Linked DNA regions of Homo sapiens: region 1 is linked to region 2. Evidence: chromatin loops called from intact Hi-C (ENCODE). Cell type or tissue: heart left ventricle. All regions are shown on one strand. Each heading gives the region's core, and the rest is flanking DNA. Links, peaks and the distances in the headings are about the cores only. Region 1 overlaps UTRN (utrophin). Region 2 overlaps UTRN (utrophin).

Region 1 (10,685 bases), core at 1,772-9,771, 70 kb after region 2:
TAAATAAAAGTTAATCTGCAAAGAACTTTAGTATGTCTGTAGAATTAGGTTCATGGTAAATAATGGGTAATAGGGGGATTTAAAAAAGCATGCTAGATCTACTAATACTGGCATGGAAAGGAATTCAGTATATTTAGCTAAGGAAAAACAAAACCTGTAAACAATATAAATAATATCATCTTGTATTTATTAAAAATAGGCAATATAAATTCATATTTTAATACTCACGTTAGTAAATGCACATAAACAAAAAAAGTCAGTGGGGAGAGAAGACCCTGTTGAACTTGACTCTATTCTGGCACAGTGAAGAGACATGAGAGGTGTAGAATAAGTGGGAGGCCCCCTTGCAGGGATGAGTCAGGGGACTGGGGACAGTGCTAGGTGGGGAGTTTGACTGGGGCAGTACACCTGTCAAACAGTAATGCAGGTGTCTTAAGGTGAGCTCAGGGAGGACAGAAACATCCCATGGAGCAAAAGGGCAAAAGCTCACTTGATCTTGATTTTCAGTACGAATACAGGCCCCATGTAAGTCTGAAATCCAGGAGGACAGTCAAATCATAAAGCTCCAAAATGATCTCCTTTGACTCCATGTCTCAAATCCAGGTAATGCTGATGCAAGAGGTGGGTTCCCATGGTCTTGGGCAGCTCCGACCCTGTGGTTTTGCAGGGTACAGACCCTCCTGGCTGCTTTCACGGGCTGGCATTGTCTGTGGCTTTTCCAGGTGCACGATGTTAGCTGTCAGTGGATCTACCATTCTGGGGTCTGAAGGATGATGGCCCTCTTCTCACAGCTCCATTAGGCAGTTCCCCAGTGGGAATTCTGTGCGGGGGCTCCCACCTCACGTGTCCCTTCCACGCTGCCCTAGCAGAGGTTCTCCATTAGGGCTCTGCCCCTGCAACACACCTCTGCCTGGACATCCAGGCATTTCCATACATCCTCTGAAATCTAAGTGGAGGTTCCCAAACCTCAATTCTTGACTTCTGTGCACCTACAGGTCCAACACCATGCATAAGCCTCCCAGGGTTGGGGCTTGCACCCTTTGAATCAACGGCCTGAGCTATACGTTGGCCCCTTGTAGCCATGGCTGGGACACAGGGCACCAAGTCCCAGGACTGCACAAAGCAGCAGGGCCCTGGGCCTGGCCCACTAAACCATTTTTCCCTCCTAGACCTCCTGGCTTGGGATGGGAGGGGCTGCCGTGAAGACCTCTGACATGCCCTGGAGCCATTTTCCCCACTGTCTTGGGGATTAACATCTTCCTGGGAAGCCCTCCAAGTTCTTCAAAGCTCTGCCTGTTACCCAGTTCCAAAGTCACTTCCACATTGTCAGGTATCTTAATTAGCAGTACCCAACTCTACCAGTACAAATTTCTTGCATTAGTCCATTTTCATACTGCTGTGAAGAAATACCCAAGACTGGGTAATTTATAAAGAAAAAGAGGTTTAATGGACTCACAGTTCCACATGGCTGGGGAGGCCTTGCAATCATGGCAGAAGGTGAAGGAGGAGCAAAGGCATGTCTTACATGGTGGCAGGCAAGAGACCATGTGCAGGGGAACTGCCCTTTATAAAACCATTAGATCTCATGAGACTTCAATATCACAAGAATAGCACGGGAAAAACCTGCCCTCATAATTCAATTACCTCCCACCAGTTTCCTCCCACAACATGTGGGAATTATGGGAGATACAATTCAAGATGAGATTTGTGTGGGGACACAACCAAACCATATCAGAGGGTTCCCCACTAGGAGTAGGGTGTAATTTGTTTTCTGTTTTGTTTTCTTTTTTGAGACAGAGTCTCGCTCTGTTGCCAGGCTGGAGTGCAGTGGCACGATCTCAGCTCACTGCAACCTCAACCTCCTAGGTTCAAGCGATTCTCCTGCCTCAACCTCCCAGTAGCTGGGACTAGAGGCACGCGCCACCACAATCAGCTAATTTTTGTATTTTTAGTAAAGACGGGGTTTTACCATGTTGGCCAGGATGGTCTCGATCTCTTGACCTCGTGATCTGCCCACTTCAGCCTCCCAAAGTGCTGGGATTACAGGCGTGAGCCACCATGCCCAGCCCAGGTTATAATTTTTATGTGATGAAATGTTTGACTTTTAAAATACAACTACACAATATTGTATTTAAAAAGAAAGAAAACAACTAAGGGTAGCACTCTGTCAGATGGTCCTACAAACCTTATAAGCCATAGAAATGAATAAACAAATATGAATCAAATGAACGAATGAACAGATCTGGGTAAGTTTTAGTGACTTCCCAAACTTCTTAAAGTTATGAGAAAAATAATGCATGTCCTCACATATGTGAATTTGAGCACAGGCAGAAATTCTATAACCTCCACATCAATTTTTTTAAAGACCTCTCAATCCAAAAAAAGTTTATGAACACTATCTTAAGAGAATTCTATAAGGTCTCATTTTATGAAAGGTCAAAACAGAAATTAAAAGATAAACCAAACAAAACAAAATCCCTTAAGTCAAACACAGTAAAAAGACACCTTGTAAGTCACAAAAGAACTGTCATTAGAGCTCTCTTAGATCCTGATCTGTAATTTCCAAACTGCCACTAAACGGACCCTAACTTTAAAAAACCTTATCATTTATTCATTTATAATCCTTTTTTTTTCTTTTTTTGCGACGGAGTTGCCCAGGCTGGAGTGCAAGGGCATGATTTGGGCTCACTGCAACCTCCTCCTCCCAGGTTCAAGCGACTCTCCTGCCTCAGCCTCCTGAGTAGCTGGGACTACAGGCGTGCACCACCACACCCAGCTAATTTTTGCATTTTTAAAGTAGAGATGGGGTTTCATCATGTTGGTCAGGCTGATCTAAAACTCCTGATCTCAGGCAATCCGCCTACCTCGGCCTCCCAAAGCGCTGGGATTACAGGCCTGAGCCACCCAGCCATGCTTATCATGTATATTCCTTAATGGTAAAGATATGTTTCTCTTTCCTAAGGCCAAAAAACAAGGAATCTAGCATATAAAAATTAACAAATTAACATATACCAACAAATTATTTGGTCCATTGCTTTAAAAAATATTTATTGAGCATCTACTCTGTGCCAGGCTTGTTATTCCTTTAATGTCATATGTCTTTCTGGTTTGATATATGTCACAGTTTTCTTTCTTCTACACACTGCAGGATAAAGAAACTGAAGAAATCAATGGCCAGAATTAGGTTATCTTCAATGTCCACGTGATAATTCCCAACAGCCTGTACCATGGCTTTTTATGAGACATGAAAAGGGAAAGTAGCAACAAGCTTATAGGATCTCAGTCTTTAGATCACTAAGGATTATCAGTAATAAAGGAAACAGAAGGCGGGGTGCAGTGGCTCACGGCTGTAATCCCAGCACTTCAGAAGGCCAAGGCAGGCAGATCATGAGGTCAGGAGTTTGATACCGGCCTGGCCAACATGGTGAAACCCCATCTATACTAAAAATACAAAAATCAGCCAGGCGTGGTGGCGGGTGCCTGTAATCCCAGCTACTCGGAAGGCTGAGGCATGAGAATCACTTGAAACCAGAAGGCAGAGGTTGGAGTGAGCCGAGATCGCACTACTGCACTCCAGCCTGGGCAAAAGAGTGAAACTCCATCTCAAAAAAAGAGAAAGAAACAGAAACTTCTCCTTATATAGGGGTTTTCACATTCTTAGGATTTTTCTCCTGGTCGCCCCCCGCCAACAAATTACTGTCTTCTTGAAGATAAGTTTCTCCTTGAAAAATAAAAGCTCGTAGAATTTATCCATATAAGAACAAAAGATTCAGGCAGTATCTAACCTAGTAGGTTACTATGCTATCGCTACATCTGTTTGTCTACGACAAAATCCTTACTTAATTCTAACAGTAACTTGAGTTTTTCAGAAATGCATAATAGAAAATATTCTATTATTCTAAATAATTTAGATATTATTCAACAACTGCATTGTCTATATAATAATTGAGGAAAGTCATAAAAAGAACATATCTATAAAATAAAATTCACATCTGTAAAATTAACCAAAAAAAGTGACAGTTCTGAGTAATGTATGTATAATTATCTTGGAAGGATTTTTTTTTTTTTTTAACAAATCCTTGACTCATGTATAATCCTTTATTAAAAACGCAGGTAGAGGGGCCGGGCACAGTGGCTCACACCTGTAATCCCAGCACTTTGGGAGGCAGAGGCAGGCAGATCACTTGAGGTCAGGAGTTCAAGACCATCCTGGCCAACATGGTGAAACCCCATCTCTACTAAAAATACAAAAAATTAGCCGGGTGTGATGGCACGCGCCTGTAGTCCCAGCTACTCTGGACACTGAGGCAGGAGAATCACTTGAACCCGGGAGATGGAGGTTGCAGTGAGCCAAGATTGCGCTACTGCACTCCAGTCTGGATGACAGAGCGAGAGTCCATCTAAACAAAAAACAAAGAGACAAAAAAAAAATGCAAGTAGAGATACCATCTCACATCACTCAGAATGGCTATTATCAAAAAGTCAAAAAATAATAGGCACTGGCGAAGTGGCAGAGAAAAAGCAACACATACACACTGTTGGTAGGAGTGTAAATTAGTCCAACCATTGTGAAAAGCAGTGTGGCAATTCCTCAAAGACCTAACAACAGAAAGACCATTCAACCCAGAAATGCCATTACTGGGTATAAACCCAAAGGAATATAAATCATTCCATCATGATGACACATGCATGTGTATGTTCACTACAGCACTATTCACAACAGTAAAGACATGGAGTCAACCTAAATGCCCATCAATGGTAGACTGGATAAAGAAAATGTGTTACATATACACCACAGAATATGTGCAGCCATAAAATAGAATGAGATCATGTTATTTGCAGAAACATGGATGAAACTGAAGGCCATCATCCTTAGCAAGCTAACACAGGAACGAAAAATCAAATACCGCATGTTCTCACATTTAAGTGGCAGCTAAATGATGAAAACACATGGACACATAGAGGGGAACAACAGACATGGGACCTACCAGAGGCTGGAAGATGGGAGGAAGGAGACAATCAGGAAAAATAACCAATGGCTATTAGGCCTAGTACCTGGGTGATGAAATAATCAGTACAACAAACCCCTATTACACAAGTTTACCTCTATAACAAACCTGCACACGTACCCCAGAACTTAAAATCAAAGTTAAAATATATATAGGTAAAAATTTATTGATAGCAACATCTCCCACGGGTATACTCTCCTGGCTTTCAAGTGAATAAACATGAGCTGTACTGCTTTAACACATCAACTTTTATATTCATGTGACGATTACGCTGTTTATTGTGTCAGAAATAGAATGCGATGCACATACATCTCTATCAGCTGCCATAATATTTTAAGTTAATGAAAATAAATTCCCAGGCCAGGTGCGGTGGCTCACGCCTGTAATCCCAGCACTTTGGGAGGCCGAGACGGGTGGAACACCTGAGGTCAGGAGTTCAAGACTAGCCTGGCCAACATGGCGAAACCCAGTCTCTACTAAAAATACAAAAATTAGCCAGGCGTGATGACACATGCCTGCAGTCCCAGCTATGCAGGAGGCCGAAGCAGGAGAATCACTTGAACCCAGGAGGCGGAGGTTGCAGTGAGCCGAGATCACGCCACTGCACTCCAGCCTGGGTGACAGAGCAAGACTCAGTCTCAGAAAAAAATAAAAATAAAACTTCCTTCCATGAACGAAATGATCATTGAATCCACAGATCACCAAAAAAATACCTTAAGTAATCTCTGAACTTCTTCACTTTTCATAAAATTGGAGTTATTTAAATCCCACTTTTAGTTTGGCTACTCATTTTCTTCCCAAGTACATTTGAACACTGTGGTGAATGTTTGTCGCTTAGTAACAATCCTGCCAATGACACTGAGAGAAAACCATTAAATCACATTAACTGAAGCATGCAATTTCAGAATAAAATGTGAAAAGTGGAGAATCCTAAGTGGTTTATGTACATGCTTTTGTCACAAGAAAGTTGACCATCTCCTCCTCATGATCTACTCCAGAATTCCAATCCTAGGCTGGCCCTAAAGTTGAAAGTACTTGAGTCATTCCTTCCCTTTTTCCCCTTCATCAGACAAACATATGCATCATAACACACACATGAACAGGAAAAGCTTCTTCTAACATTATTTTTAAAATTAATTATTAAATCAACTGCTAAAAGAAAGGCATGAAATTTATTTCAGGAGAAAGCAGGAATGATTGGAGAATTATCCACCACTCTCAATTCTTTCTGCAGATGTTCTTTTTTAAAAGAAGTGAAAATCAAGAGCTACGCAATGTGGCAAGCAGAATAATACATCTTCTTCCTCTCCACTTGCAAAAGAGGCCCATGTCCTGTGAGTACCTTAGGTTACACAGCAAGGGGTAAATTGAGGTTGCAGATGAAAGTATTGTTTGCTAATCAACTGACTTTAGGATAGAAGGTTATCTTGGGTTAGCCTGGTGTGCCCAGTGAAATCACAAGGGGCCTTCTAAGTGGAAAAGGAAGAGAGTTGAATAGCAGAGCGAGCAACGAGCCACATGAGAAGGACTCAGCCCACCACTGTTGGTTTTGAAGACTAAAGAGAGCCATGAGCCAAGAAACATGGGCAGCCTGTGGAGGCTGGAAAAGACCAGGGAAAGGAGTCTCCTCTGGAGCTTCCAGAAGGAACATGGCCCTGTCAACACCTTCATTTTAGCTCAGTAAGACCCGTGTCAGACTTCTAACCTTCAGAAATGTAAGATAGTAAAGTTGTGTTGTTTTAAGCCATCAAATTTGTGCTAATTTGAAACAATCACAAAATGAAACAAATACACGGACTCATCTGCAACGCTTCTCAGTCAGTCATCCCTGCCTGTGAATCACAAATTGGGAAACAGAAAATCAGAAGTAAAAACGCGAAGTGGGGAGAGCAAAGCTGTGGGTGCCTGAGCTTCTAGCCCCAGCTGGCTATAAGTACATTAGCACCCACACACAAAATCTACACCAGGAGTCATCCCACACAAACCAACCCAAAACAAAGGACATTTGACCCAAATCACTCCTTTTACCTCTCAGGGGGAAACATAAGGGAGACAGTGGGGAGAAGCAGGTCCCAATCAGAGGCAATTTCTGCAGGTACCAATTGAGTTCCTAATCAACAAACCAATAGCACAGACCCAACAAGAGGGAGACTCTCACACGCAAGTTCCTTCCATCACAGTTACACCGAAAAGAAGAGTGAGCTCAGCTTTAAGCAGTGGAATCGCAAATATTGAAATCCACGAAGAGAGCTTTGCCATAACTCAATTTAATTCATCAACAGAGCCCAGATATTCCCAGGCTACCAACCTCAACATCCAGGTCCTCAATAGCATTCTCTCAAGGTACTACAATAACCTCCCATACTATCTACCCTTGTATTTGCTTCCTAAACACCTCTGACAGATTCACCTTCTTCTGATCACAAAATATCTTATGCTCCAAACCTCCGAACATCACCCACTGCCTTTAAATTCAGATACATCTATATGCTACAGGGCTAAATGCCTACCTAGCATGGTATTCAGCATGCTTTTTATAGCTACCCCCTATTAATTCTGTGCCCTCTACCTGGAACATTTTCCTCCAGCCCCAACATTGCCATCAGTATCCACAGCAAATGGTACCCCCTTTCATGAAGGCTTTAGATGGTTTCTCTCCCAGCTCTAAACCCATCCCACCCTCACCTTTTGAATTCATATGGTACTTTGTTCCTTATCTATAACAAAATATTGTATATATACACGCCTATATGATCTCTCCCTTTTTTGTTTTGTTTTCTTGTTTGTTTTAGACAGGGAAAGACTGTAATGTGAGTTGAGTGAGTTTGTATCTCTGCCCATCTGCAGGTTTGCTACTGCACAAATTCCTACCAACTGAGTTGGGACCTAGACGCTGTCTTGAGAGGGAAGATGTAAGGCCCAGGTGGAAAATAAACAAATAGTAATAATGCTACAAAGAAACAGGTCCGACCAGGCCAAGTCAGTCCTCAACCATCTTACACCTCACCAGTTCTGGAAAACCAAGCTCTCTGTGCGTCAATTTCAAAATGATTTTAAAGTTGTGTTAGGTCGCTATACCAATGGACATATGTATAGAAATATTTCAGTGCTTCTCGAAGTGAGAAAATTAAAGATGGACAGACTCTTTCCTAACATCTGACTCAAAAGCCTAGAAAACACATAGAAAAGAAGCAAATAATACAGTTCTGTAAGATACTGTGTTTTGTGTGCCATGGTTTCTCTATTTTTAGATTTAAATACTATTGTGTGTCCATCAATTATTATGTATAACCATTAAAAAATCTTTTAAAAACATAAAATTAAAAGTGCTATGTACTGAGAAACTTATTCAAAATCATATTTCAAATAGCAAACCATACCCAAAAAATTAAAAATATTTTTTTAAAAAATAGCAAACCCACATAATACAAAACCTAAGAGAAACTGAGCACTTAACAAAATAAGCATAAATATAACACATTACTTAGCATAAAAACTCATTCTAAATGACCTGGCACACAGTAGGTCCTCAATACACCTTTGTTTTAAAGTCCTGACTCAGTGCAAACTCATCAGCCTCATAGGTCAGATGTTGTAAGGACCCAAGATATTGCATCGCGTGGAAATCAACTTTCACATCACATAACAAGTGGCATGTCATTTTTTTCCTTCTCTACCGTATTTCTAAAACTATTCAGGTGTTGATGCAGACCTTTTTCCATGTCTTGGCAAAGTGTAATTTGAACAGGCAGTTTCTCATGACCTTCAAGTCTGTGTTCAACAATGAAATCATTTGGCTTTATATCCCATCCAGTTATTAATCACAAACAACAAAAGAAGAACTTTCACACAGAAAATGTGAAACCTATGCTGGCCAGCACTCACTCTGGGTCACTCCAGGTCACATTCACTTGTAGCTAAGTTCACTGAAGACCATGCAATGACCTCAGCTATTTAGAAAATACATTCAAAATTTTTCTGGAGAGGAAAAATACAGCTATGTGACTTTAAGACAAGTGCTCCTGGAGGTCAGCAGTCTGAAAAGGGTACAATGAACAACATGGCTGGGTCCTGGGCAGATGGGGGGTGGTGTGCACAGGTCACTGGGTGCCACCGGATGGGCGGGCACATCACCTATCCTCCCTCAGTTGGCTCCTTCACTAAGTGCCTGAGCAGGAAATTTCTACCCTGGCATGGAATGCCCACACCAGGATCTCAGCATTCCCACCCCACCCATGTAGGAAGGAATCCAGCTATTCTAGCAGGATTTAACTTTATATAAATCAGCTCCAATGAGTTGATATGTTTAATAACAAAGCAAACATTCACAACTCTATTTTACTCCTTTTTTTGTTGTTGTTGCCATTATTATGATTACTATGATGAATTTGGCTTTGATTTTTATTCTTTTAAGTAAGAAAGTGGCAGCAAAAAGGAAAAAAAAATTCCAGGAATTGACTTGTGTCTCTCTAATGAAACAGGCAGTTCTGGCTGGGTGAGGTGTCTCACATCTGTAATCTCAGCACTTTTAGGAGACCAAAGTAGGAGGATCACTTAAGCCCAGGAGTTCAAGACCAGCCTGGGCAACATAGCGAGACCCCATCTCTACAAAAAAAAAAAAAAGAAAGAAAGAAAGAAAATTAGCCAGGTGTGGTTTCAGACACCTGTGGTCCCAGCTACTTGGGAAACTGAGGAGGGAGGATCACTTGAACCCAGAAGGTTGAGGCTGCATGAGCCATGGTCATGCCATTGCACTCCAGCCTGGGTAACAGAGTGAGACACTGTCTCTAAAAAAGATAAATAAATAAATAATTTTTTTTTAAAGAACAAGGGACTTATTTCCTTATCAGCCCCGCAATGCCCCTTTTAGCATCCAGAAATAGATCCACCTGGTCTTCCCTGGAAGATTCTGGACTTCCCTGGAAGACTCCTGGATGGTTTTAACTCAAACATAGCCCTCTGGATTAAGCTCACAATTGAAACTAATATTTCCCTGCCTGCCAAGCTAAAATTTTTCCCTGGAGCATTAATAATTAGCTCAAAATCAAGGACAAAATTAGTAGAGCAACACATAAGGTGTTTCTCCCCCTTCCTAACATCAGCCAGTCTTTTTAGCCACAAACTACAAGCTAGTCTTTCTGAAATCCAGCAAGCCCCTGAGTCAAACTATGGTGTAAAGAAAGTGGGTGGAAAGTCACATTAGTCAGGGACATTAAGTGCCATCTGCCATGGCTTTAATCCCATAGTACAATCTGAAGACTCTTTCTTAGGACACCCTGGGAAGCAGCATAACAAGAATATTTACTGTCCTGTCTCTTGAATCGGTGAAGTTAAATTCATTACTTTTTATACAGAAAGGTCTTCAAAATATTTCTGTTCTCCTGGTCTGATCTTTCCTCTTCTTTCATCAATCAAAGTCAAAAGAAAAGTTGGCTAATAATATCTTAGTTTGGTCCTTCCCCCAAGAAGCAGACCCTGAGACAAGGATTCAAATATAAGTAGTTTATTTCAGAAGTGATCCCAGGAAACACTGCTAGGGAGTAGAGAAAGGAGACAAAGAAGGAAAGGTGGCCAATAATAAAAAGGTCATTATCAAGCAAGTTACCATTCGATCACAACCCAACTGGGAACTTGGAGATGCAGTGTAAAATGTTCATCTCAAAAGTAGGCGACCTG
Region 2 (10,685 bases), core at 1,655-9,654:
TTTCCCGCAAAGCCACAGAGGCAGCACTGCCCAAGACCATGGGAACCTACCTCTTGCATAGGCGTGACCTGGATGTGAAACATGAAGTCAAAGGAGATCATTTTGAAGCTTTAAGATTTGACTACCCCACCGTATTCCATACTTGAATGGGGACTGTAGCCCTTTTGTTTTGGCCAGTTTCTCCCATTTGGAACAGATGTATTTACTCTTTGCCTGTGCCCCCATTGTAGCTAGGAAGTAACTAACTTGCTTTTGACTTTGCAGGCTCATAGGCGGAAGGGACTTGCCTTGTCTCAGATGAGACTTTGGACTGTGGACTTTTGAGTTAATGCTGAAATGAGTTAAGACTTTGGGGGTACTGTTGGGAAAGCATGATTGGTTGTGAAATGTGAGGACATAAGATTTGGGAGAGGCCAGGGGTGGAATGATATGGTTTGCTTGTGTCCCCATCCAAGTCTCATCTTGAATTGTAACTCCCACAATTCCCACATTTTAAGTGAGGAACCCAGTGGGAGGTAATTGATTCATGGGCGCAGGTCTCTCTCTTGCTGTTCTTGTGATAGTGAGTAAGTCTCACGAGGTCTGATGGTTTTAAAAAAAGGAGTTTCCCTGCACAAGCTCCCTCTCTTTGCCTGCCACCATCCATATAAAATGTGGCTTGCTCCTCCTTCCCTTCCACCATGATTGTGAGGTCTCCCCAGCCACATGGAACTGTAAGTCCCTTAAACCTCTTTTTCTTCCCAGTCTCAGGTATGTCTTTATCAGCAGTGTGAAAACGGACTAATACACTGTGCTTCCAAATCTTGTCATTATGCACAAGGAAGCTGGGGACTGCAACCAGCCCCATCCATTCACCCCAAGAGCTGAAGTAAAGGAATCAATACCTGGGTACTCCTGTAGCCCACACACTGTAGAACCCCAACTGAGAAGTACAATCAAAGGTAGGTTTTTCTACCCTTCTGGATAAAGAATGAGAAAGGACATGAAGAACAAGGGCAATATGTAATTGGGTCTCAGACCACAGGTCCCTCAGGATTATCCAACTTTACAGCACTCTTACCTGTAACTGGTCTTCTAGGATAGCTGTAGCACTCTCACCACTGTTTTCATCAACAATGACCACCATGTGAGTTAGTGAATTTACTTTCACCTGTTCAGCCTCAAGATCACTTTGCAAACTCTAGAGAAAAAAATTAAGATAAACCATTATTTCTACTTTCACATTTACCTATTTAAAACGCACTCAGTTGTCAATAGTAATTAAGGACAGTTAATGAGGCATCATATTTAAATTTCCAATCATTACCCTAACTGTTCTACTAATGAAACTAATCCTATTATACATCTTTACATTCCATTATCAACAAAGGCAGTTTGAGGATGCAGTGTTATAACAGACTGCAAATGGAGATATCACCACTTTTATTCAAGTTCTGGCCCTCCCTCAGAATTTATAGCATAAAGGAGTTGAGTGTCCATACTAGGAATTAATACAAAAATGTAGAAGTGGTAAAGCAAAAAAGTCCAGAGCTTAAATAAACCAAGTCAGAGATCATTTTATCTAGTGTAGGACAGTATAAAGAGATAAGTAGAATGCTACACGATAGTCAAAAGTTACTCTGATTAGCTACCCAATAAAGCAGTTAAAGAAGTATGGACACCTTAGATTCTCTCGCCTTTTCCATGGGAAGAGCATAGTCATTGGATACATGTGTATAGAAAATTTATAGGCTGGGCATGGTGGCTCACACCTGTAATCCCAGCACTTTGGGAACCCAAGGCAGGCGGATCACTTGAGGTCAGGAGTTCAAGACCAGCCTGGCCAACATGGTGAAACCCTGACTTTACTAAAAATACAAAAAATACAAAAAATTAGCTGGGTGTGGTGGCACACGCCTGTAGTCCCAGCTACTTGGGAGACTGAGGTGGGAGAATCACTTGAACCCAGGAGGCAGAGGGTGCAGTGAGCTGAGATTTTGCCATTGCCCTCCAGCCTGGGTGACAGAGCAAGACTCCATCTCAAAAAAAAGAAAGAAAGAAAGAAAATTTATTTAAATACTATCAATAGTGTTCTCAAATGCTTCTCAGAGTTGTGTTTAATGTATTCCTAAAGTTTTACATATTAGTTACCTCAATGTTTCACTGATCAATAAAAGTCTTCAATTTACAGAGAGCATATTTTATTCTATCTTTCCTTATCTTGACTATGAAAAGTTTATCTCCTAGACTTGTGACCAAATTAAATTGCCCACCCAATTTTGGTTCCTAACTTAATGCCTGACGCTTTCCTGAATCATAGACGAAGAATTTGCTCTTCACCCACACACCATGTGAACGCCAACATGCTTGGGTTCTTAGCCACTTAGAGGGCCAAAAGAACCCTTCTCCAGTTGTATGAAAGCTATGTACTTTCAAAAGAAAACTGCACATCACATATAAAATTTTACCGTGCCCTTTTATCCCTGGCTCAGAAAAGTCTCATCTCTATCAATTCCACCCTGTGAGCTGCTAAATGAAGACAACCCTGAAGAAGTGTCCCAACTTCATGTTAACGATAGATGTCATCAGCCTCTGAGATGCTAAGTGCTGCTCTTTCATATTTGATAAGGTATCGAAGAAATATGAGACAGATTTACTTTATGTTCTTCTAGCAGCTTTTGTAGAGATTTTACATCATCATCCAGGGGGCAAGTTTCCATCTTCTGAATGCGCTCCTCTGTGAGTGTTAACCAGGCGGAGAGCTGCTGCAGTTGCTTCTTCTGCAGTTCCATCAGCACATCGTGCAGCCTGTCCGTGGGGAACACAGCATTATTCCTACAAGCCTTTTCCCTTTGCAAAGTCAAATATACATTCTGGGCACCGGAGATACAGGGCAAGGGAAGACACCCTTGTCTAAACATTCAAGGTAGCATTTAGTCTTTAAATATAGAAGCCAGGAAAGTAAACTTTTATTTTGTCCTAAATGGAGTTCATTAAATGCAGACAAAGAATGCAAAAAGCAGCACCCTGTATTCATATCAGAATCATTGTTTCTTCAATCAGGAATTCCTGCTTATTAAATAGGTGGAAGTGGCAATGAATGCAGTTTGCTCCTTAAGACACAATACATGAAATAAAATAAACCATGAGAAAGCTTTAAAATAAAAGTCACAAAATGGAAAAGTAGATCAATACTCCATAGTCCTGTCTTCACACCAAGTTAATGTTTAGCTAATCTTAACATTGCAAATAAGTAACTGCCCCTATGAAATGTCTTTTCCTTTTTTTGGAGACAGTCTCACTTTGTTACCCAGGCTGGAGTGCAGTGGCTGAATCTCAGCTCACTGCAATCTCTGTCTCCTGAGTTCAAGCGATCCTCATACCTCAACCTCCCAAGTAGCTAGGATTACAGGCATGGCCCACCATGCCCAGCTAATTTTTGTATTTTTAGTAGAGACGGAGTTTCGCCATGTCGCCCAGGCTGGTCTCAAACTCCTGGCCTCAAGTGATCCATCCGCGTTGGCCTCCCAAGTGCTGGGATTACAGGCATGAGCCACCATGCCTATCCTCTTTTTCCTTTTTGTTAAATTCTGTATTCCAACTTTTATCTTTTGGTGTGGCTAACACATCAAAGGGGAAACAAAGATCATGCAGAATTCCAGCAATATTACCCGTAGAAAAGAGTCTTACTTTTCCAAGGCAAGTTCTGTAATCATCTCGCTTTCACAGACATGCAGACATCTACTAGAGCTCAACTGTGCAAAGCAGCCTGTGGAATTAAGTGCATTTCTTGGCTTTCCACTCACCGGGACTGTCTGTCCATACTCTCCACCCTAAGAGCCTCCCATCTAGCATTCAGCAGGGTCATCTGTTCCTGAATCTCAAATTCTTCTTCGTCTGACAGAGTTCCTTGTGTTATCAGTTGGTTGCCTGCCTGCAGGACGCTGCCCACACTGCTCTGGTGTGCAGTCAGTTCCATCATAAAAGCCTAGAAAGGGACATTGTTATAATTTGTGAGCTACTCAGTGCAAAAAAAAAAAAGGAAGACTGAACAAATTGCTAATGCCTAACCTAAATGTCAGTGATGCAGAAAAAGGTAGCCTAGTAGAGCGCAAATAAAATAGACATTGACCACATTTTTTAATCTCTGAAAATAGGAATAAACACCTGCCATAAGTTAAAAGAGAAATAGCTCAAAGCAAGCAATGATGCATCTGATAATACCAGCTATTTTAAAGTAAATGCTGACTATGCTACTCATAGATCATGAACATGGAATTCTAAATAAATAAAATAAAAGGCTGGGTGTGGTGGCTCACACCTATAATCCCAGCATTTTGGGAGGCTGAGGCAGGTGGATCACCTAGGCCAGGAGTTCAAGACCAGCCTGGACAACAAGGTGAAACCCCGTCTCTAACTAAAAACACAAAAAATTAGCCGGGCGTGGTGGCACATGTTTGCAGTCCCAGCTACTTGGGAGGCTGATGCAGGAGAATCACTTGAAGCCAGGAGGTAGAAGTTGCAGTGAGCCAAGATTGTGCCACTGCACTCCAGCCTGGGTGACAGAGTAAGACTCTGTTAAAAAAAAAAAAATTATAAATATATATATATACACACACATATACATATACATATATAATATATAAATAGATTATATATAAAAATATTTATATATTTTATTTATATATATTTATTTATATATTTTATTTATATATAAAATAAAATATATATTTATTTTTATTTATATATATTTATATATAAATATATATTTATTTATTATATATATAAATATATATATAAAATAAAATACCATACTCACCCAAGAGGAACTGTTTAAGAGATATTACCACTTATATTATTTTCTATCCAAAACAACAAATAAGATCTGTCAATTCACATAACTATACAAAAGAAAAATTTAACCAAAAGAAATCTCCATATAGTGAAATTCACTATGCTGCAATATAGTATGTCCTCAAAGGAGCAGGAAACTTTTATGATATGAAAAAATACAGGAACCCTGGGTATGACATTTGCTTAATCATGCAATTAAAAAGAATAATCATTTCCTAGGGAACACTCAAATCTTAAAGATTTGGTGTATTGGTTCACTCGTTTGCTTTTGAAATATAACAATGCACTTCAGAACTGAGCAGTACTATGCAATGATTTTCATCAGTGGCTCTCCAAAACACACAAGGAGACTAAAATCTAAAATCTAATTCTGAGGCACAGTTTAATCACCCATACCAATTTTGTGACAAAGCACTATTTAAATATCACAGTTCCTGAAATAAACCATTGACCTTTCCAAAGAACAGAATTCAGTAGATAACAAATAGGAGAGTAGAGTCCCTGATTAAGGCTCAGGTCCCGTGGGGGACACACCCTGCTAAGAAACTACAGATATTTACTTCATGGGTTGCAAACTGGTCTTTGACTTCTTCAACATCATCAGAAATATCATCCTGCTCCTGGAAAGTGTCCTCAGCAGAAAGCAACCAGGTCAGCACTTCCTCCAACGCAATCTGATAGCTGTCCAGATCCATGTCAACCTCAGTGACAGTGCTGGGAGTTTCAGCTCGGGGACTCTCATGCTCCTCCTCAGGCGCTGTACTCTGTAAAAACAAAGCCAAGAAAAACCCACACTAATCATCAAAGCAAGAGGTGTTCAGCAAACTCACACTGTATGGCGAACCCAAAGTACCCACCACTCTGTCTTAGGCACTAATCCAATTCTCAGGAGCCAAATGGGCACTGCCATGAATGAGTTAGAAGCATTGAGTAAGTGCACTAGGGTAGCAAAGAGTATAAAAGCAGCATGCACTCATGAATTCTGTACTCAAGGAGATTCTAATATAGTTAGGGACAGAGAACCCACATGAATCACTTCTGAACAGAAATTGAAGAACAGCTATTAGAAAAGTAAATGCCATGGTCCCAACAAGGCATGATATTTGAGTTCAACAAAGGCTAAAACAGGAAAGTTTCGTAGAGGAGCTGGAACGTGTTAGGCCTTTTCTGTAATTTAAAGAAAAAGAAAGGTGAGAATTCTGCCTTGACCCTTAGGTAAATTGCTTTTGCTGAACTGCATTTTAGCATTGCATTTTAGACACTAAAAGACAGCCACACAGGCTGCTGTACTGATTGTATTTTTCTTAGGCAGTTGCCCTCTGGTTTATCTGATGGCCTTTTAGGGCTCATGGAATAAATTTCTATCAACCTCTTTCTAAATAACTGAGTATTTCCATATATACTTTAAGAGCTTATAACCAAATTGACTCTCCCTAGTTCTTTTGTTCCCTTTCAGAGCAAGATTTCTTGAAGACTTGCCTACATTCTGTCTCTACTTTATCAACTCTCATGCATGATTTTTAAGTACAATATTTCAAATGTACAGAAACGTATAGAGAACAATACAAAAAATGCTCAAGTATTTAACAGCTATGGTTTGTTAACATTCCCTTTAACTTCAACTTGCTATTTGCCCCATGACTCAACTGAAAAGGCTTTTACCAATGTCATCAATAACCTTCCCATTGCCAAACGGACCTTTCTAGCATCATCTTCAGGGTGACCATATAATTAACCAACAAACTAGAGTATTTTTGATGATAACTGTGCTCAAACAACAAATCCAAACCAGAACTGTCCCAAGTAAGCCCGGAGAGCTGGCCACCCACGTTCCTTGCTTCAGACCTTGGTAGCACTCCTCAAGGCTGAGCAACTTGAGCTTTCAGAAGCTTGTTTCCCTGCTTCTGTGACACTGCCCTGGTTTCCTGCTGGTTCAACAGCAGCTGCTGACTCATAAGTAATGAATCTCCTCAAAATTAAGTTCTAGGCTCTTTTTTCTCCCCACTGTATACTGTGTCTGAGTAATCTCATCTACTCCTATTGGATTTAAAGAACATCTAGAACCACCTAGGAGTCTGGATTCCAAACTCTCATATCCCACTATTTTCACATCTCTACTTCAGCGCCTCCTAGGCATATTAAACCATGTCCATATTCAAAACCTTTACTTTCTTCCAAAGCTTGTTCCTCCTCAGACTTCTCCAACTCAGTAGATGGCTCCTCCCTGCAACTAGGTACTCCAGCTACAAACCTGGGAGCCAGCCCCAGCTTCTCTCTCCTTCATCTTCCACATTTAATACATAAGTAATTCTGACCTTCCTTCAAAACTTCGCTCCCTCTCCCTCCCCCTCCCCCTCCCCTCTTTCCACGGTCTCCCTCTGATGCCGAGCCGAAGCTGGACTGTACTGCTGCCATCTCGGCTCACTGCAACCTCCCTGCCTGATTCTCCTGCCTCAGCCTGCCGAGTGCCTGCAATTGCAGGTGCGCGCCACCACGCCTGACTGGTTTTCGTATTTTTTTGGTGGAGACGGGGTTTCGCTGTGTTGGCCGGGCTGGTCTCCAGCTCCTGACCGCGAGTGATCCGCCAGCCTCGGCCTCCCGAGGTGCCGGGATTGCAGACGGAGTCTAGTTCACTCAGCGCTCAATGGTGCCCAGGCTGGAGTGCAGTGGCGTGATCTCGGCTCGCTACAACCTCCACATCCCAGCCGCCTGCCTTGGCCTCCCAAAGTGCCGAGACTGCAGCCTCTGCCCGGCTGCCACCCCGTCTGGGAAGTGAGGAGCGTCTCTGCCTGGCCGCCCATCGTCTGGGATGTGAGGAGCCCCTCTGCCTGGCTGCCCAGTCTGGAAAGTGAGGAGCGTCTCTGCCCGGCCGCCATCCCATCTAGGAAGTGAGGAGCACCTCTTCCCGGCCGCCATCCCATCTAGGAAGTGAGGAGCATCTCTGCCCGACTGCCCATCTTCTGAGATGTGGGGAGCGCCTCTGCCCCGCCACCCCATCTGGGATGTGAGGAGTGCCTCTGCCCGGCCGCGACCCCGTCTGGGAGGTGAGGAGCGTCTCTGCCCGGCCGCCCCGTCTGAGAAGTGAGGAGACCCTCTGCCTGGCAACCGCCCCATCTGAGAAGGGAGGAGCCCCTCCGCCCGGCAGCCGCCCCATCTGAGAAGTGAGGAGCCCCTCTGCCCGGCAGCCACCCCGTCTGGGAAGTGAGGAGACCCTCTGCCTGGCAACCGCCCCGTCTGAGAAGTGAGGAGCCCCTCCGCCCGGCAGCCACCCCGTCTGGGAAGTGAGGAGCGTCTCCGCCCGGCAGCCACCCCGTCCGGGAGGGAGGTGGGGGTCAGCCCCCGCCAGGCCAGCCGCCCCGTCCGGGAGGGAGGTGGGGGGTTCAGCCCCCCACCCGGCCAGCCGCCCCGTCCGGGAGGTGAGGGGCGCCTCTGCCTGGCCGCCCCTACTGGGAAGTGAGGAGCCCCTCTGCCCGGCCACCACCCCGTCTGGGAGGTGTACCCAACAGCTCATTGAGAACGGGCCATGATGACAATGGCGGTTTTGTGGAATAGAAAGGGGGGAAAGGTGGGGAAAAGATTGAGAAATCGGATGGTTGCCGTGTCTGTGTAGAAAGAAGGAGACATGGGAGACTTTTCATTTTGTTCTGTACTAAGAAAAATTCTTCTGCCTTGGGATCCTGTTGATCTGTGACCTTGCCCCCAACCCTGTGCTCTCTGAAACATGTGCTGTGTCCACTCAGGGTTAAATGGATTAAGGGCGGTGCAAGATGTGCTTTGTTAAACAGATGCTAGAAGGCAGCATGCTCGTTAAGAGTCATCACCACTCCCTAATCTCAAGGACCCAGGGACACAAACACTGCGGAAGGCCGCAGGGTCCTCTGCCTAGGAAAACCAGAGACCTTTGTTCACTTGTTTATCTGCTGACCTTCCCTCCACTATTGTCCTGTGACCCTGCCAAATCCCCCTCTGCGAGAAACACCCAAGAATGATCAATAAAAAATATATATTAAAAAAAAAAAAGACTTATCTCAAATCCATCCAGACCTTTCCATTTCCACAACCACACACATCCATCTTCTGAACTGGAATACCTGCTAACAAGTGTCTTTACTTTCCTGTTTTCCCCCACCCAACACTCTCACCTTCACAATCCACAGTCCATTTCTCACACAGCAGCCAGAATGATCTTTCAAAAATGTAATGCCATCATAAGACGTACCTGCTGAAAACCTTTCACTGGCTTTCCCAATGCTCTTAAGATACAATTTAAAATTCTTAACACAGTTTACAAAAATACTGTGATAGTAAGAAACCAAGATAGAGTGACAGAAAGAGAGAGAGAGACAGAGAGTTGTATTTTGATAGATTAATCAGAAAAGACTTCTCTGAAAAGGCTCCATTTAAACTGAGGAAAAATGTGCAGGCTGCCATATAATGGTGGGTGCAGAAGCATTTAACAGAGGGGAACCTGCATGAACAAGAGTCTTGGGGGAAAAGTCCACTCTAACTGCAGGGCAGAGTAGCAGAGGTAGGCCACAGCTTGTAAACTATAGGAGAAAATGAAGTCTTTAAATAGCATTAGGAGATATACCTAATGCTAAAGGACGAGTTAATGGGTGCAGCACACCACCCGTGGCACATGTATACATATGTAACAAACCTTCATGTTGTGCACATGTACCCTAAAACTTAAAGTATAATACTAAAAAAATAAAATAAAAATGAGTATGAAGGCTGCAATAAAATGAAAACACACACAAAAGACATTTTGGAGGAAGGCTTGAAGAATCCAGGAAACTGAATATATGAGTTAAGAAATGAACCAATCAGCACAGAGTCGAAACAGTGGATAATTAAAAGACAGATGGTGCCAAAGACAGAGAAAGAAAAATGAGTTAAGTTATGGACAAAAAATCCTAAAACTGTAGAGCTAAAATAACCCCTGGAGATCATTTAGCTCCAAACCTCTATACTATAATGAGAATTTCTAAGAACCAGGAAAGTTAGTGACCAGCCAAAGGTCACTGAGATAGGCACCAGCATCCATGAGGTCGAGAAGGAAGGCACTATCTAAACACAAATGTTCAGACGGTATTAATTCGAACACATGAGGAAACTTTCAACTGACGGATATTTAAAGAGAAATGCAGGAATTATTCATTGACCACCAGCGTATGTTTGTAGAAAGAACAGGGCAGAAGAAGTCTGACTATTAGGAGAGTAGCAGATGGCAAGCTATGTCAGAGAGATGATTAAAACTTGATCACATTTTAGTTTTCAATTAACGTAATTCAGCCTCTAAGACACTAATGAAAGCTTGCAAATGAAGAGGTGTTAATACACTTGCACTTAATCAAATAGCAAATGTTTTCTGAAGTTCTTATCATGCCACGCTGAGCCCTAAACAGAAGTGATTATTTTATCTACACATCATGAAAAGTAAATGAAGTCTCCTTCCTTTTTAAGAGAGAAGGCCCTTAACTATAAGAACTAAATAAAATATCTCCTCCTTCTAACAAAATGCAATAAGGAAATGAATCTAAAACCCTGTAACAAACTCAGAAGATCATCTGAGCCAACTAAAAAGGTGCATCATTAATGTAGAATAATAACTATACTTTTAGAGGCAAATACTTCCTAGCATTTTTTTCAATTATAGTAAGTTAGGAATTTTCCTCAGCATCATTTGATATTCACTACAAAAGAGAGCCCTGGGTTCACAATCAGGCCTCATTTCTCAATCCTTTCTTTTCAGTAAATTTTTTTCTTTTTCTATAAATCACACTATTTTTGAAACGGGGGAAATAAAAGGATGGGTACATATTACCCAAAGAAAATTTAAAAGAATAAGT

Evidence for each region. Peaks named below come from ENCODE experiments on the same cell type or tissue, not always from the same donor. Only the 100,000 strongest peaks of a DNase experiment are listed, where the experiment ranks them.
Region 1: a loop joins it to region 2, with 1.8 times the contacts of the local background. A loop is called at or near these places in 2 of 110 quality-filtered maps.

Annotation. Positions count from the first base shown.
Region 1 is chr6:144,360,720-144,371,404 of GRCh38, reverse strand. All of the region lies in intron 2 of UTRN (utrophin), which reads right to left. Among named protein-coding and RNA genes, the nearest start is that of SNORA98, 40 kb to the left of the region's middle. In heart left ventricle, for the core only: no CTCF peak of the experiment used is centred there; no DNase peak of the experiment used is centred there; H3K27ac peaks cover 546 bases.
Region 2 is chr6:144,430,847-144,441,531 of GRCh38, reverse strand. UTRN (utrophin) reads right to left here. Exons shown (of 75, transcript NM_007124.3): 10 at 5,394-5,597; 11 at 3,786-3,967; 12 at 2,637-2,787; 13 at 1,061-1,180. Among named protein-coding and RNA genes, the nearest start is that of SNORA98, 31 kb to the right of the region's middle. RefSeq lists an enhancer at 7,410-7,912. In heart left ventricle, for the core only: no CTCF peak of the experiment used is centred there; no DNase peak of the experiment used is centred there; H3K27ac peaks cover 551 bases.